Linked DNA regions of Homo sapiens: region 1 is linked to region 2. Evidence: chromatin loops called from intact Hi-C (ENCODE). Cell type or tissue: PC-9. All regions are shown on one strand. Each heading gives the region's core, and the rest is flanking DNA. Links, peaks and the distances in the headings are about the cores only.

Region 1 (8,028 bases), core at 2,152-4,651, 170 kb before region 2:
CTATGTTAATAACATATTAATCTCATTTTTTCCTTACCATAATCATAGGAGAGAGGCCTGGTTATTATGCTAATTTTACAAATAAAGAATTAAGGCACAGAGAGGCAGTAGGCACTCAATAAATATTGGTTGTGTTATCCCATTCAACTAATAGTCACTGAGTGTACCCTAAGGGCCAGTTCTCCAACTTGAAAACTCAGAGGAATATCAGTTTGTGTATCTCAGGGAGTTTCTGTAAGAGGGAGGAAAAAATGAACAGTTGAAAGCAGGAAAGTGTTAAATATAAAGCCCCATGCAAATTGTTCAGATGCCCTATTTCAATTACTTTCACTTGGAATATTTTGGTTAACAAATTACTATACCTGAGCTTCTATCATGGATTGTCACTATTTTACTCCTTTTCATCCAGCTGAGACATCACTTTCTTCAGAAAGTGTTCCTTCAACTCCCAGAATGAGTTAATGCCATTCTCTTCTGTTATCCCTCTGCCTGGTGTATGTTACTCACCACTGGGCTTGATGCACCTTACTCATTCTTTGCCTGCAAAGCTTCCCCTCCACCAGACTAGGAACTCTCTGAGGACAGGAACTAGTCCTATTCATCACTCAATTACAAGTCAGACATACAGGAGGTGCCAAATACATGCTTGTTAGATGAATAGATGAGACAGCAACACAAATTGTGACTAACAACTTAAAGAAATATAATATTAACATAAATGAGCATTAAACTGCACATTCAAGAAGAGAAAGTTCATTTGGTTTCCTGAGATAGAATTCAAATAAATGTCCTATTTAGATTAATTACCATAAGTTAACGAGTTCCATAAGAGACTTGTGATAACTCTCCTTCTGCTTTTTTAATAGCTGTCCCATAAACCTGACACTGAAGTTCCATTTGCAATGAAAGTCACAGAATAACCATGACTATTACAAATTTTGGAGATGGATTAACTGCTCTGCAAACATAATGCCAGCAACTTAATTCAAAACAAAGACATATTTTAGAATCATAAAGCTAGAAAAGGCCCGAATTGTGTACTAACACAGCTGTGAAGGTAACGCTGCAGACTCGGTTTCAGTTTTTCATTTGTTTCTGACTGTTGTAACTCTGGTTTTTTATACTTTAGTTCAATCCTATCAGGCTATTTCAAGCTTGTCAGAATATAAAGTCAAAAGAGTATTACAATGGTGATTGGAAAGAACATAAGATTAATTTGAAGTAGAAAAAAGGCATTTTATAAATGAATGTGAAATGCCTGGAGGCCTACCAAGAATACCCGGCCATGCATTAGTTTTTCAGCTTAGATATGCTGCACACAGCACGCAACAGCCTTGGGAGAAAACCCCACATCACATGTCATTGGAAGCTGCTCAGCCAGGCACACAGAAAGGCACCTTGCACCAATGATATTTGACAACCCCGGCAGTGATTTTTCTGCTTCAGTGGCTAACTTGTGCAAAGTCACGGCAAGCCAACACACAAATAGTTCACAAAGAACTAAGCTGTTAGGATCATCTTTACAAGGCAGTAACCATGATGCTTCTTTTAATGAACATTTCACATCCTGCGAAGCCAGGAATGATTCAACCACTAAAATGTCCAGAAAAGGGAATACTAAACTTCTGGGGATGAAAGAAAGTTTCTAACAAAAATGCTATTAGTTCAATATTCATTTTAATCTGCAGAAAATATTTTTCGTCACCGTGTTCTGAGATTGGTACTTCATTCCTCAGTATCTTTTAATCTAAACTAATCACATTTTATATTTCTAGTGCCTGATAGAGAGTAGATATCTTGACAGGAAAGTAGGAAAAATGACGGAGGCTAAAAAATTAGTCACAGGCTCACACACACACATATACCTATACACAGCTCCCTTGTGCCAGACAAGTGTTAGGTTTTTCTCATGTATTTGATCACATTTATATAACAATGATGATGATGATGATGGTGATGGTAAATTGATCACAGATCACTTTATTGATTTCTTCTTTATGTTCTAGATTCTTTTCTAAGTGCTTCACATGAATTATCTTAATTAATATTCACAATAATCCTGTAAGGTTAGTAAACTGCTTGTAGAGTAGTTAAGTAATTTAGTCAATATTCAGACTGACTAGTAACTGGAAGATCTGGGATTCAAACCTGGTGATCATATTATGGGACCCTCAATTTTCTCCTTAATTAATTTAATCTTAGAGTTCATCTTGTCCACTAATTTTTACAAAGATTTCTCTGAGTTGTTCCAAAGTGCTTCTTGAAATGTCTCTGAGGATTTGGGGAGAGTACTCAAAGTCCCATCTCAGGCTCAGGTTTACATATTTAACATTTGCTTAAAATTTCAAGTGAATAAAGGACTGTAGGAGTCAAAACAGACCTGATAACTGCTGTATTGTTCTTGTTCAATGTTTTCATTTACATAGATGAGGAAACTGGAGCCTGGAGAGGTGAAGCTCAGAGTCCCAGGTGTTATGGTCCTACTCCTGGTTACTGGCAGTTCTCTAATTAGGACCCAATTCCCTAGACTTTGGTTACATCTTTCTATGCCATTGTGAGCCCAAAGAAAGGTACACATCACTGACAGAACATGGTCATAACACTTCAGTGGCCTCCACTGTGAGCACTGGAGGAGGTGTCTGCCCTGGGACATGGCCAGTTGCATTTTCCACCACATATAAACTTCCTGGATGACTTAAAAACCAGAAGAGACGGACTAAGATTTTCAAGCATAAGAGTCATTTTTGTATAGGCTGAGCATCACTAACACAAAAATCCAAAATCTGAAATGCTTCAAAACTTGAAACTGTTTGAGCACAGACATGACGCCACAAGTGGAAAATTCCACCTCTGCCACATTAATTTTTCACTGTAGTAATGGTATGTCATATTTCTTACTGCTAATACTTATGTGTGAGTAACTGCAAGAAAATGATTGCTTATCATTAGCATATAAATTCAGAGTCAGGAATGATGGTGATGCCAAACAACTACAGGTTGTCCACATAGGTGGCTGAGACAGTGACACCTCTGCTTTCTGATAGTTCAACATACACAAACTTTGCTTCATACAAAAATTTTAAAAAATATTGTATAAAATTATCTTCAGGTCATGTGTATAAGTACTCTATGAAATATAAATGAATCTTGTGTTTAGATTTGGGTCCCAAACCCAAGATATCCCTTTATGTATATCAAATATTCCAAAGTTTGAAAAAAATCAAAAAATTCAAAACACTTCTGGTCCCAAGCATTTTGGCTACAGGATACTCAACCTGTATTATTTTCTTTATACATCTGATTAACTACTTTATCTATATCAAATTCTATAATACACATCAAAAAAATTAAATCATAAGCTTAAGGTTAAACAATTTTGTTCTTTTTAAAATTTTACTTGTAGTATATAATTGATATATTACACTGGTATCAAAGTTATAGATTGGCCAATTGTACAGGCCTTCCTCTGAACCTTAGAAAACATCTACTAGTATTCATAAAGAGCATGTAGTGTAGAATTATGGTTCTCAAATGTTTTTAAGCTGTCATATCCTCTGCAAGTCCAGTGTGAATATCACTAAAAGTGAAAGAGTGCAGCAGTCAGATATGGACTTTAATCTGGACCTCAGATTTAGGCAAAGCACTGAGCCTCTTGGAGTCTCGGTCTCCTTACATAGAATGATGGAGTCACCACTGCATGGTTATTTGGAGGGTATCAGGTTAATTATGTAAGGTAGTTGGAGACTAGTGTATGTTCAACTAATTCTCACTATTAAAGTACCATTTACCCTCATAATATCTTTATGCTAATTATGTTTTTATTCCTGAAATTTTAATAATATCTAGATGAATGAATAAACTATGTGTCCATCAACATTTATGGAATATTTATTCTAGGCATAGTGACAATTGTTTTATATAGGCAATATTAGTACATTGCATCACAGTACTGTGAAGTAGATTCCACTTTATTAATGAAAATAATGAATCTTTAAAAGGAGAAATAACTCTTTTAAAAAATTCACATCTGGTAAATAGTTACATCTGAACTGCTCCACACCTGATCTCAAAGCACACCAACAGCTACTCTATACATATGCACTTCTGTGACATAGGACACCCTCAACCTGCCTCTCTCCTTGACAAACTGCTGTTTTAGTTCTTGTTAGGAGATATGCTCATTTGTGAATCTTCCATTGTGATTTTGATTTTATGAAATACAAAAATAATATTACAAAGGATGTCCACTTCCATGAACACAAAGATGTTCGTGTTGACATCTTTGCATCAGTGTTCTCTCTCTCCAAGAATCAAATATTAGATATCAGCTAAAGCTTCTTCTATTATTTTGCCCTCCCTTCCTTCTCAAATGCAATCATTTTGCTGAAGTTGGTGTATATTACATCTCCACATAATTTTATATTTCATAAAATATGGATATCTATATAAACAATATATGTAATGCTATTTTCTAGACTTAAAGATTGTATATAAATGCATTTTTTACATTAATATACGTTTTACAACTTTAAATACTTTAATACTCTTATTTTTAGCAATTTGCTTTTTAAAAATCATATGGCTAGTATAGTATTTTTCAGCCAATACTATTTATCTGTTTTCTTACTAAAAATAATTATGTTGTTGCTATGTTTCACCTTTACAAAGGGAGCTGACCTGAGCATCCTGGCCCATAACTCCTTATGGAAATGTGTGGGAGCTACTCTAGGGGATTCATCTACTAAAACTGCTGAGTCATAGCTCATAAGCCTGTTCAAATTCACCAGGTGTTTTGAAGATACTCTCCTTTGCAGTGGTACTAATTTATACTTCAGTCAGTAATGTATATAAGTCTTATCTTTTCACATCTTCACTAGTACCTTGGTTTTTAAAAATTAATTAATTTCAATCAACCTCCTTTATTAATATTTCAGAAGTTGCTAGTGAGCTTTAACGTTTGATATATTTATTGACATTATAATTTTTTCCTCAATGAAATATCTGATGTTATCTTTTACCTATTTTTCTTCTGGATTATTTATTTGTTTTTTAAATATATTTTCTTAGTCTTGACTTGTTCTTTCATGTTTTTTACCTTTTTTTTCATTTGTGTCTGTTTGTTTCTTTTAATCCTCTTGGAGTTATCTTTGACAATCATTTCTTTTATTGCTTATTTTATTTTTGTTTTTTCATTAAAAAATTTTTCCTTTACCTGGAAGCTACTCAAAGCCTGAGAAGACGTGTTCACCTGGCAAGGACCATTCTCACAGGCAGGTTTAGCTCATATACCCCTCAGGCCAGGCTTTTCTCAGAATCTAACACATGCACTGGGGCCTCACCTTGGACCTCCCCTAACTGGTCCCTGCCTCTTCCTTGGCTCATGAAGTAAAAATTCTTGCCTTAGCTCTTTCTTTCAATAGTTCAGCAGGGCAGGAGGCCTTAGCAGCTGATTGGCTCAGATACAGCAAGCAGCAAGGGTTCAGGGATATATTCAAGCCATCCTCTTCCCATAATTCTCTGATAGCTATTTTCCATCACTGCTCAACTTATTTTCTTCGTAACACATATTATAAGGTATATGTTTATGTATATATTATTTTCTTATTCATTTATTGTCTGACTTCTGCTCTGTTGTACCAGTTTCCTGAGGATAGGGATCATGTCTGTTCAGAGCTAACATACTTGTGCTTAGGGTACTTCCTGGGATATAGTAGGTGCACAAAAATTTATGGTAAATGAACTAATAAATGAATGATTAGATTTTCTTATTCTCCCTGGAAAGTTGCTATCCTGTGATGTTTATTGAAGCTACTTCTTGCAGACTGTTGAGTGGGAGATGGGTCTCTAAGCCTTTGTGGAAACATACAGAAAAGAAGACAAAGGACACCAACCCACAAACATTTTTAAAAATAATAAAAGATTAAAAAATGACAAAACTCTGAAAAAAGGCTATATAACTTCCTCTCTAAGAAAGCATCTATAAAAGGTCAAAATTCCTTCCAAAATCTGTGTTGAATTCACACAAGCCTTTCAATAGATGGGCATTTGAGGTCCAGCTTACTACATTATTCATCTTGGCCACAATAGTTTCAGTAGGAAAAAGTTTTAATGTCAATGTATGTACTACTTCTATTTTGTAGAAAAATAATTTTCTATTTTTTCTATATATTTTTGTATTTATTTCAGGTTTGAAAATAAGAGGCTTATTGTGACAAATACTCCTTTACAGTGAGATGAATTCAATGGTAAAGCAGTCACTTGTGCTCTTAGAAGCTCCTGGGGAAAGCAGAGCAGAAGTACTTGAATTGACAGAGAATATGCTCCATCAGAGAAACAAATTGTTAATTTTAAATTTGATAGGAAGAAGAAACTGTGGAATACAGAGAGAAATGAGGACGAATGACTAGATACAGAATAGGCCTCACATGTCACTTGTAGAAAAAGTGAACTTGGGCTGGGCACCGTGGCTCACACCCGTAAGCCCAGCACTTTGGGAGGCCAAGGTGGGCTGATTGCCTGAGAGCAGGAGTTTGAGACTAGACTGGCCAACATGATGAAACCCGTCTCCACTAAAAAATAAAAAAATTAGCTGGGTATGGTGGCAGGTGCATATAACCCCAGCTACTTGGGAGGCTGAGGCAGGAGAATCAGATTAACCAGGAGACAGAGGTTGTAGTGAGCCAAGATCATGCCACTGCACTCCAGCCTGGGTGATAGAGTGAGATTCTGTCAAAAAAAAAAAAAAAAGTGAATTTGTGTGACATAACAGTGTCTCAGATTCCACTGTGGAGGTAAAAATGTAGTAATTTGCTTTTTTCTTTTCTTTATAGATTTTATACATGAGCGTTAAAACGTTCATAGGTATATGGCCTACTCTGGAAGGGGAGAAGACACAAGGGGGCTGAGTAGTAAGCAGCAGGTTATGTGTGCAAGGTGCACACACACGTACACATGCATATGCACAGGCACACAATAGCTTTTGATATAACATATAGCTCTTCCAAGATCTCTGTCTTTTTAAAATCTTTTCAGTCCCAAACTTTTATCAGTTCCTTTACAGACCCATTCCCACCACCCTCAGCCTCTGCACTGACCTAACATATAGCTCTATACCATCTGAAGAGTTTTACAGCATGACCTAAATCCCCCATCTAGTCACAATAGTATCCTCTTTAATCTGCTTTTATCATAAACCCATGTCTTGGCTGTAGACACTCTCCAATCTCACATCCATTACAGGATTCCTAAATTCCTTGTCCCATCTGTCATCTTAAACTGTTTTGACGAAGTATTGAAAGTGGAAGGTACTAACCTAGTTAGTCTACAGCATCCTTGTGGCTGCTAGGCAGCCTCTCGGGAGCTGTTATATCCAAGTAGATGGCTTGTGGACTTGGTAAGATCTGAATGCCTTTAAGATAATAGAGTCTAAAAATTGTCTGGTGTAATTGCTGCTAATTTATATTGGAGCCAGTACATTCTCATCAATTTTTGCTTGTGATATTTAGCCTATAAAACCTATATATTCAACCCCACCATCTTTTTGTGATTTTTTTTTGTCTTAAAGATTGAAGAAAATGTATTTATATGTATATCCACCAAAATCCATTGTGATTCCTTTCAGATTCAGATTTAGGGACAATAATTTTAGTGTAGTGAATGGCTTTTCTTATATTTTATAGCAGAACTTTCTCTAACTCTCCTTGGACCTGAAGGTTAATTAATAATCATTAAATCTGTTTTGCCTGGTGCCAAATCATTTAGATAAAAAATGAAATGCTCAGTTAATCATATTGAGGTTCGTGGTTGTCAAATATCCAGATGTCCCAAATATGCAGATGTCTGATATAATATAAAAAGAAATAAGTAATTTGCATAATTCTTTCTTTCTTGTCCAAATACACAGATTTTATATCATTGGATAAATGTCTATATACTAAATCCTCAGGCTGTTTTCCTATAGGACCAATAAGTTAATATTAAACATAAAATGAGGATTAGTCAAATGCTTAATCTCATTGAAAGAGCAGA
Region 2 (8,124 bases), core at 3,588-6,087:
TCACATTTTTCTGCCTTAGTATTTCAAAAAGACTAAATTCCATAGCTCTTTGAAAAAAAAATAGCCCAATGATACTCTACAATATATTGCTACTAATATATGGTGTCTGAGGCTGGCAATGCATACATAAATCAGATCACACATTGATCACTAGGACAATGTATTTGTATTATGCTTGACATATATAATACAAATTATGGAAATGTTCTAGAGTCTTAGGAATTGTGGCACACACAATTAGACTTTCTTGGACAGGTAAAAATTTATTTTAAGGATTTTAAAAATATCCAGAGACGTACTAACACAATACTTTATCTTCTATTCCAACATTTCATGTGCAGGACATTTGCCACTACTTAGCATCCAACACCTTTCTATTGGAGGCAGGGAGTTACAGAAATCTCAAAATATGAGAAATGCCTTCACTAGAAGCCAAAGGAAGCAGTAAATATACATGCAAGTCCCTGGAAGCTCAGACATCGGCATATGCCATGGGAAATGGGGTGGTAATATATACTGCATATATACTACACCACCTTAAGTTTTTGTTTCTTGGCAAAGCAAAGCAAAAATGTAAGGGGAACTAACGATTATTCATGGCAGGACAGCCCAGGGGTCAAAGGCTGTGGCACAGATCGATTGTCAAGTGGAAGAGTTGTAGCCAGACTATTCTCTTGGTCTGCCTGATCCAGCTTTGTGTTCAGCTCCCTGGTCTCACCTGGTATGGAGCTTCCCTTGACATCCTTCAGAAGCTTGGATCTAGCCACCCAGCAGATTCTAGGAGTTCTTTAATAGCCTTCTAACCCATCATTATTTTGCTCAAGGTCCCCAGAGGTAGTTTTTATTGTTCATAAACCAGAAACTTTTATACCTGTCACAACTTTTTTTAAAAAAAATTTAATTACACAGACTTTCATTACAAAAGGAGTAACTTTATTGTCTGTGGAATATTTGCATAACACATAGGAGCACAAAGACAGGAATTAATAATCATGAAAAGTCATCAATAACTCTGTCATCTCAAAGGTTGTTTTCACATCAATGCTTTCCTGGCCTCTTTTAAAATTTTCGTTATAATCTTTCATTTGTCCTGTCTCCACATCTTGATCTTAATTACCATTTTTCTTTCCAAATAAATTAGTTAAGAATTTAAAAATGAGGTAACAATATACATACTGCACTGAAATTTAATATTTAATTTAGTATGTCATAAACATTTCTCCTGAAGATCTTAAAGGTTTTTCTTTACCATCATCATACATAAATGCATGATATTTCTTTGTATGGATGTACTATAATCAGTACTATAATAGTTTGCCATTCAGGACGTATCCTTTTTCTACCCATTATAAGTCACTCTACGAGGAATGTTTTATATACAAAATCTGGCCCCAGTTGGTCTCTCTGTGTATTGCTCTGTTTGGTTTTTTTCTGGGTGCTGCTCTGATGAGTCCTCTGTGAATGATGCATTTGCCATGTGGAGCATTTGCGCTGCTCAGGAGCGCTGTCAGTATTGGCAGTTCTGCCTTTCCCATACATATCAAGAGTTGCATATCCCTGGTTTGAAAAGGGGCCAAAATGTAACCAGCTCATATACCCACAGGGCAGCCCTCCTGTCCCAGAGTCTGTAGCTTTTAATTCCCTCAATCAGTCAACTCTGCCCTGGTATGGCTCTCCAGAAAAAGCAAATTACACATGAATGCTGCATGAACTGATGCTGGCAGTTTTACAGATAGGGATGAGCTTCTTGGCAGATAACCTGCCTGGAATGGAGAGAATGGCAAGGGAAAGGCTGTTTTCACATCAATGCTTTCCTGGCCTCTTCCCTGGAGGAATCAAGCCCACTCAGAGCATGTATGGTGCATAGCCTTGCTCCAAATCTTAATAGAAAAGTTATCTACTTATTTACAATAAAACATGTGTCTTCTGTTGTTTTCATTAAAGCATAGCGTCTGAAAAAGTTTAACCTTTTCTTTAACTTGCTAGCAGATTTAAAGACACCTTAAAAAAATCCTGGCATTATTTTTTATATTCAAGAAGTTACAGAGGCTAATGAACTATTTAAGCAAAAAAACCTGTGTTAATATTGCTTGTACATTTCTGAGCTAAATTATTTTAGGGAGGATTTAATATGACAGTACTTAAAAGCCTTACCAAAGACATAAAAATCTCTTTATTGATGTATGACTTTTAGAATTCCTGAAAGACTTTGTTCCATATAAAACATTAATTCTTAAGAGTTAACAAATTTTGTGTTTTAGGCTATCCAACAACGTAGGCTTTAGTTCTGTCCAAGGCCCAATTCTCGTCAACCTTAAATTCAATATGAGTCAAGATTACAAAACAACCATCTTCAAAGCTAATCTCATTAGGCAGGTTTGTGGGGATGTGTGGGTGGGCAGCAAGGGGTGTTAACGGAAATTTATTCTCAAGAACAAAATTGGTTTTCCTTTTTTTTTTTTTGAAATTTTTTTATTATACTTTAAGTTCTAGGGTACATGTGCACAACGTGCAGGTTTGTTACATATGTATACTTGTGCCATGTTGGTGTGCTGCACCCATTAACTCGTCATTTACATTAGGTACACCTCCTAATGCTATCCCTCTCCACTCCCCTCACCCCACCACAGGCCCCAGTGTGTGATGTTCCCCTTCTTGTGTCCAAGTGCTCTCATTGTTCCTTTTGCTGTGATGTTCAGACTAAAACTGGGTCCTACAGTCAACTTTGGGTATGGAAACTAATTGGGATACATTCAGAAGACAGGATGATAAAGAATTCAAAGCCATGACTCATGAAAAACTGCCAAGAGCAGAGACGATGTAGGAGGATAAATACAACTGTCTTCAAATTCTTGAAAGGCTGCCGTGTAGGGTAAGATTTGTTCTGTGTAGCCACAAGGGATTGAGCTATTGGTGGAAATATAAGAAAACATTTCAACTCAATATAGGAAAGAACTTTCTTTCTTTTATTTCCTACAAAATATAAAAAAAATAGCTCTGCATGGTGGTGCATGCCTGTGGTCCCAGGTACTTGGGTGGCTGAAGTGGTAGGATTGCTTTTGAGGTCAGGGCTTCAATGAGTCATCATCATGCCACTGCACTCCAGCCTGGGCGAGAATTTTCTAATAAAGGACAGGGACAATTGTAAATGCTTTGAGAATTTATATTAAGATTGTAAAAAGAAAAGTTTTCAAGTTTATATTTTTAAAAAAGAAATGAATCTGTGAGAATGGGGGTACATAGGAAATCTCTGTACCTGCCTCTCAATTTTGTCTGTGAAACTAAAAGTGCTCTAAAAAATAAAGTCTTTAAAAAGAAATTAGGTAGCAAAACAGTAAACACTATGGTTTCAATATTAAATATTAAACACGGAGACTTGAACAGAGAATAGAGTTTTAGAAGTAATTAAAAAAGGTTTTGATAGTTTCATTGGGTACAATTAACCAAGTCCTTTATAAATAAAGGATACTTTGCTTATTTTATATGTACACAATAGGAAAAAATGTCAGATGGTTCAAGCGAACAGATCAATAAGTAATAACTAAATTTATTTAGTTGCAAGACTACAAAAAAGTAGGATAAGAGAGAAATAAGTCAATTTAACTAGTCTGAACTTTGAAACAAAAAAGAGAAATAAGTTATCAAAGGAATATTGGTTTCAGTAACCAAATCTGAGCTCTCCTCAAACATTTTTTATTGAAAAAATGTTTTGAATGATACATTCACAATTATTTTTATTATTTACTTCACATGAGAATTTTGTTTTATGCCATGATTTTAATATATTTTAAACAAGAAACCATACGTTTGGCTTAGTGATTTATTCAGACATTTCAATAAAGTTAAATAAGAGAAAATCTTATCTCAGCAGATGAATCCTATACCATAATGTTAATGCCTGTCTGGCAGGTTCAACCACAGAGCTTAACTACTTTACAGCTACAAAACTGATAACTGAAACCGGAGTCTTCCGTTGGGGTTCATTTCTTCTAGTTTTACCCATCATTTTTGGCATGTTCTACCATTTAATTAAAATAAGACTAAATTTCATTTAGGTACAAAAACATCCGATTAAAGTCTAGAATAAATCATCCCTATCAACACAACATAATTAAATACTGGTATTTTAAGTTAGCATTTACAAATACAATTTCTATCCTTATGCATTAGGGAATCTTAATAAAAATATATAGAATTTGGGATGAAAAGTAGATAACAAAGCCCTGAAAATGGTCTCAAGCATAGTGGTTTTCTTTCTCATCAACTGATATTTTTCTTCTTAAAAATATCCATGGTAAGAAGCAGAGTCATTTTAAATATCAATGTAATTGTAAAAGGACATAAAATTTTAAAACATTTTCAAAATTCTAGCCAGAATAAATAGAAAAAAAAGAAATATTGTAAGCTTATTCAGACAAATTTTGTTGTTTTTTAAATAAGAGAAAAATGGCAGGAAAAGAACCATTCAATACATCTATAGATAAAATACAGACAAATACATATATAAGACAAACTTTTTGGCAAGTGTATTTTATTAAATTCAAATAGTGGAAATTATCATTTTGAAATTTGGACAACAGGAAAGAAAATATCTTCTGTGTCATTTCTACATTTTTTTTCTTTTTTGACCCCATTGTCTTGTCTTCTCACCCTCCTTCGAGTCTATCAGCGAGGCCAGAGCTTTTTCATTGCAGCCTGTGGTTCTTAACCTTGGCTATGCATCAAAATCACTCTGCAGGTTTTTAATATTACTTCTGGGGCTATATCTTAGACCCACTGAATTAGGCCCTGAGGAGGGGCCTGGAAATTTGCAGTTCAAAAGTCTCTGCAGATGCTTCTGTAGCAGGGGGTTCAGTGCTTGGGAACCTTTGATCTATTATTAAAATAGTGATCTGACTGCATTTTTACCTGCAGAGTCATTCCCTGCCTTCCAGTCCACCTGGTTCAAGCCACTACTTCAATCTTCCTAAAGCATCTCTCTGATGACATCACCTTTCTATTTTAAAACGTTCAATAGCTCATAGTTGAGTTCCAGTCTATCTTTTTAAAGAGATTACTAGTTATCTTTCAAGGCACAGCTCAGAAGACACTTCCTCTAAGATGCCCACTTTCACCACCTGTGAGAAGTCATCACACCCTCTTTGGAATCCCCAAACATTCTGTATGACTAATGTGGCATTTGTAATCTTCACTTTTGTATTATAATTGTCTGCATATGTACAAACTCTGTATTCTGTGTACATATCTCACAAGTGTACATATTTAATTACATGAATTAATACATAAAAATACATAGAAAACAAAATAATATTCTTGAATTCAGAGATTTTATAAGAAGAAAAATAAATATTCCTAATATAGCACTTAAGCTGAATATATCTTTAGGCAAACATCAAAAGGTATAGGAACCATAAATGAAGTCAAATCAGCCTGAGCTGTAATTCATATGTCTATTTAAACTTATGTAAATGAGGGCATTTAAGTGGAAACATCTGTCTCTCTATCGATCTACCTATCTACCTATCTATCATCTATCGCTCTATCTATCTATACTCACATATCTATCATCTATCTATCTAACATGTGCATCAATACAAACAAATTATAATTTGTTGCTGTTATAGTAGGCTTAATGCATTAAACTGCTTGGTGGCTAATCCATATGAAAACATCTGTGCAGAGGCCATAGACTGTTATCAGAATAGATTCCAGGACAAACCAGGAAATAGAATTTTTCCATTGTGTTTCTAGTCCCAGTTATGCACCTCACTCTTCATTATCAGCACCACAAGCCATCTTTTTCCCACTCACAGAAATAGTTTCCAGGGTATCTTCACTGCAATACCCATTTCTCCAATGTAAAAGATCCACAATCATTTCCCAATGCCCCTTTGAAAATTTACTTTTATATATATATATGTATATCCTCAGAATTTTGATTAGTGATTAATTTGATAGGTGATCAAAAGAATAATTAATTGAACATTAATATCATCTTTTTATTTTGATAAATTTACCTATATTATCTAATTTATAGTCAGAATAACATTGTGAAATAGGTAAAAATTATTATCTGTATGTCACAAATGAAGAAACTGAAACTTAAAGAAATTAACTGATTTTCTCAAGGCAAACCCAATTCAATGCCCTTTACAACATACCCATTTTTCCCAAGATACTTAAATTTTTATGAGACTCCTAGAGACACAATAAATATTTTGGATAGCAAGATACCCTTCCAATATCCCCATGTATGTGACTAGTGATACATAAGGTTGATTTGTTCACCATCTATATCACTGGTTAATGGTTAGACTGTAATTACTATTAGTTTAATCATTTCATGTACCCACCATTGTGTTAAATAAATCACATATTTTACAAGATCAAATAAAAGTTGTAAAGAATCTGATTATCAATCAAGCAAAGCATAAACAAACAACTCATACTGGAAAAAGCTACTTAAATACTTATTCAGAGTAAAGAATGAATGAGGAATTCTGCATTTTATAAAAAATAATCACTGACCTCATTACAGGATATTTTTCAGTTAAACAATTGGAGAAATGAGCATACTAAAGCATTTTTGAAGCATGTATGGATTTTAAATCATTATGAGATCTAGAGAAAAAATATATAAAGTTCCTTAACTATAATAAAGTATTTAATATTTCATTATATAGAAGTTTAAAAATTGTTTCTTGAAGAAATAGAATTTTTTCAAAGTTTATGGATCTTCTCAAATACACAATTAATAAGACAAAAAGAGTGTATTTTGCTTAGTTTAAAATTAACTAATAGCTATAAGTCAATGTTAGATTTTACAATGAGTGTAGATTGATGCAAAATGAATATGCTTAAAAATTATTTTGAAAGAAAACAAAATAAATTCAATAATTAAATAAAACATATCTATGAAGAACAGAGAAATAAAATTTAGAATTTAGTTCTTAAAAATAAGCCTTCTTCATAAGAATTTTAAATGGAAAATCAAGATTATTGTGTACATTTTCTGTGACAAAGTTGAAATGTTCTATTTAGGTAATCTAAGAATAGACTCAATAACATCCAGTAGAAGTGAATATATTAAAAATAACTTTACTTATAATTAGAAGTAAAATATAACTTTCCAGTCTTATGTAAATAAATCTAATAGATGTGTAACATATTTTCAATCAATGGACATTTTCACTTGTATTTATCAATGTAGAGCATCTCTTAGAAAATGCTAGTTACTAAGTGGGTATTCCCAGTGATAATTTGAGGTGAGTTACAGGGCAACCCCAAGTGTGTGAGCATTTTCTCCTGCTTATTATATGAACACTTAGATGTCCTACCAACACATGATGCCCAATAAGCCAATAATTATAATTTTACTTATTTAAAACATCTCCCTTTTAAAGCATCTTTTTTAAAAAGTTCCTGTTATTTCCAAATTCACTGCCTTTACCTTTGCATGCCCCTGTTGATTACTGAGTCTTCAGACTACTTCCATTACATAATGATTTTCATTTATATACACTTCCTAAAATTGATATCCAGATTATTACAATAACCAAACTCTCTTTATTTTTAGACCTTCACAGAGCTGCTAGGAAATCTCTGTTAAATGTTATTTTTTTCAATGCTGCTTTATTCTCCACCACGTCTCAGCCTTGCATTCAAAAGTATCTATCATACCTGTCCTCTCAATGCTATTCTCTTTAACCTTATCTTTATTCATTCTGACATAGCCTTTCTTTTTCAGCAATTTCAGTGTATTTATCATTATCTCATAATTTCCTTTTTCTATTTATCATCTAGTGCCTTGTACAGTACGGAATAAACATTAGGTATTCATTTCTTAAAGAGAACAAGAAGAAAAAAAGAATACGAAAGGAAGAAGATGGGGTAAAAATATATGAATAAATCTATTTTCACTTTGTAAAATATCACAAATGACAGATACACCTAACATTCCATCCCTGATATTATCTTTCTTATATATCCCAATTCTAAATTGTATTTTCCAAGTGTTACAGAGAAAACTTTCAGAAATATGGAAACTCACCTGGGAAGTCATGAATATTGGAAGTCAGACACGATGTCATCAATTATGTTGGACTTTGAGCCTTGTAGAAGACT

The links. A loop is a pair of places that touch in the nucleus more often than their neighbours do. Peaks named below come from ENCODE experiments on the same cell type or tissue, not always from the same donor. Only the 100,000 strongest peaks of a DNase experiment are listed, where the experiment ranks them.
Region 1: a loop joins it to region 2, with 2.1 times the contacts of the local background. A loop is called at or near these places in 1 of 110 quality-filtered maps.

What each region holds. Positions count from the first base shown.
Region 1 is chr12:79,080,103-79,088,130 of GRCh38, reverse strand. The region is part of intron 3 of SYT1 (synaptotagmin 1); the gene reads right to left. It overlaps LOC105369863 (a long non-coding RNA gene), which reads left to right. Exons shown (of 7, transcript XR_007063385.1): 3 at 1-8,028. Among named protein-coding and RNA genes, the nearest start is that of SYT1, 220 kb to the right of the region's middle. In PC-9, for the core only: no CTCF peak of the experiment used is centred there; no DNase peak of the experiment used is centred there.
Region 2 is chr12:78,911,961-78,920,084 of GRCh38, reverse strand. All of the region lies in intron 1 of SYT1 (synaptotagmin 1), which reads right to left. All of the region lies in intron 6 of LOC105369863 (a long non-coding RNA gene), which reads left to right. Among named protein-coding and RNA genes, the nearest start is that of SYT1, 51 kb to the right of the region's middle. In PC-9, for the core only: no CTCF peak of the experiment used is centred there; a DNase peak (open chromatin) is centred at 4,914; H3K27ac peaks cover 822 bases.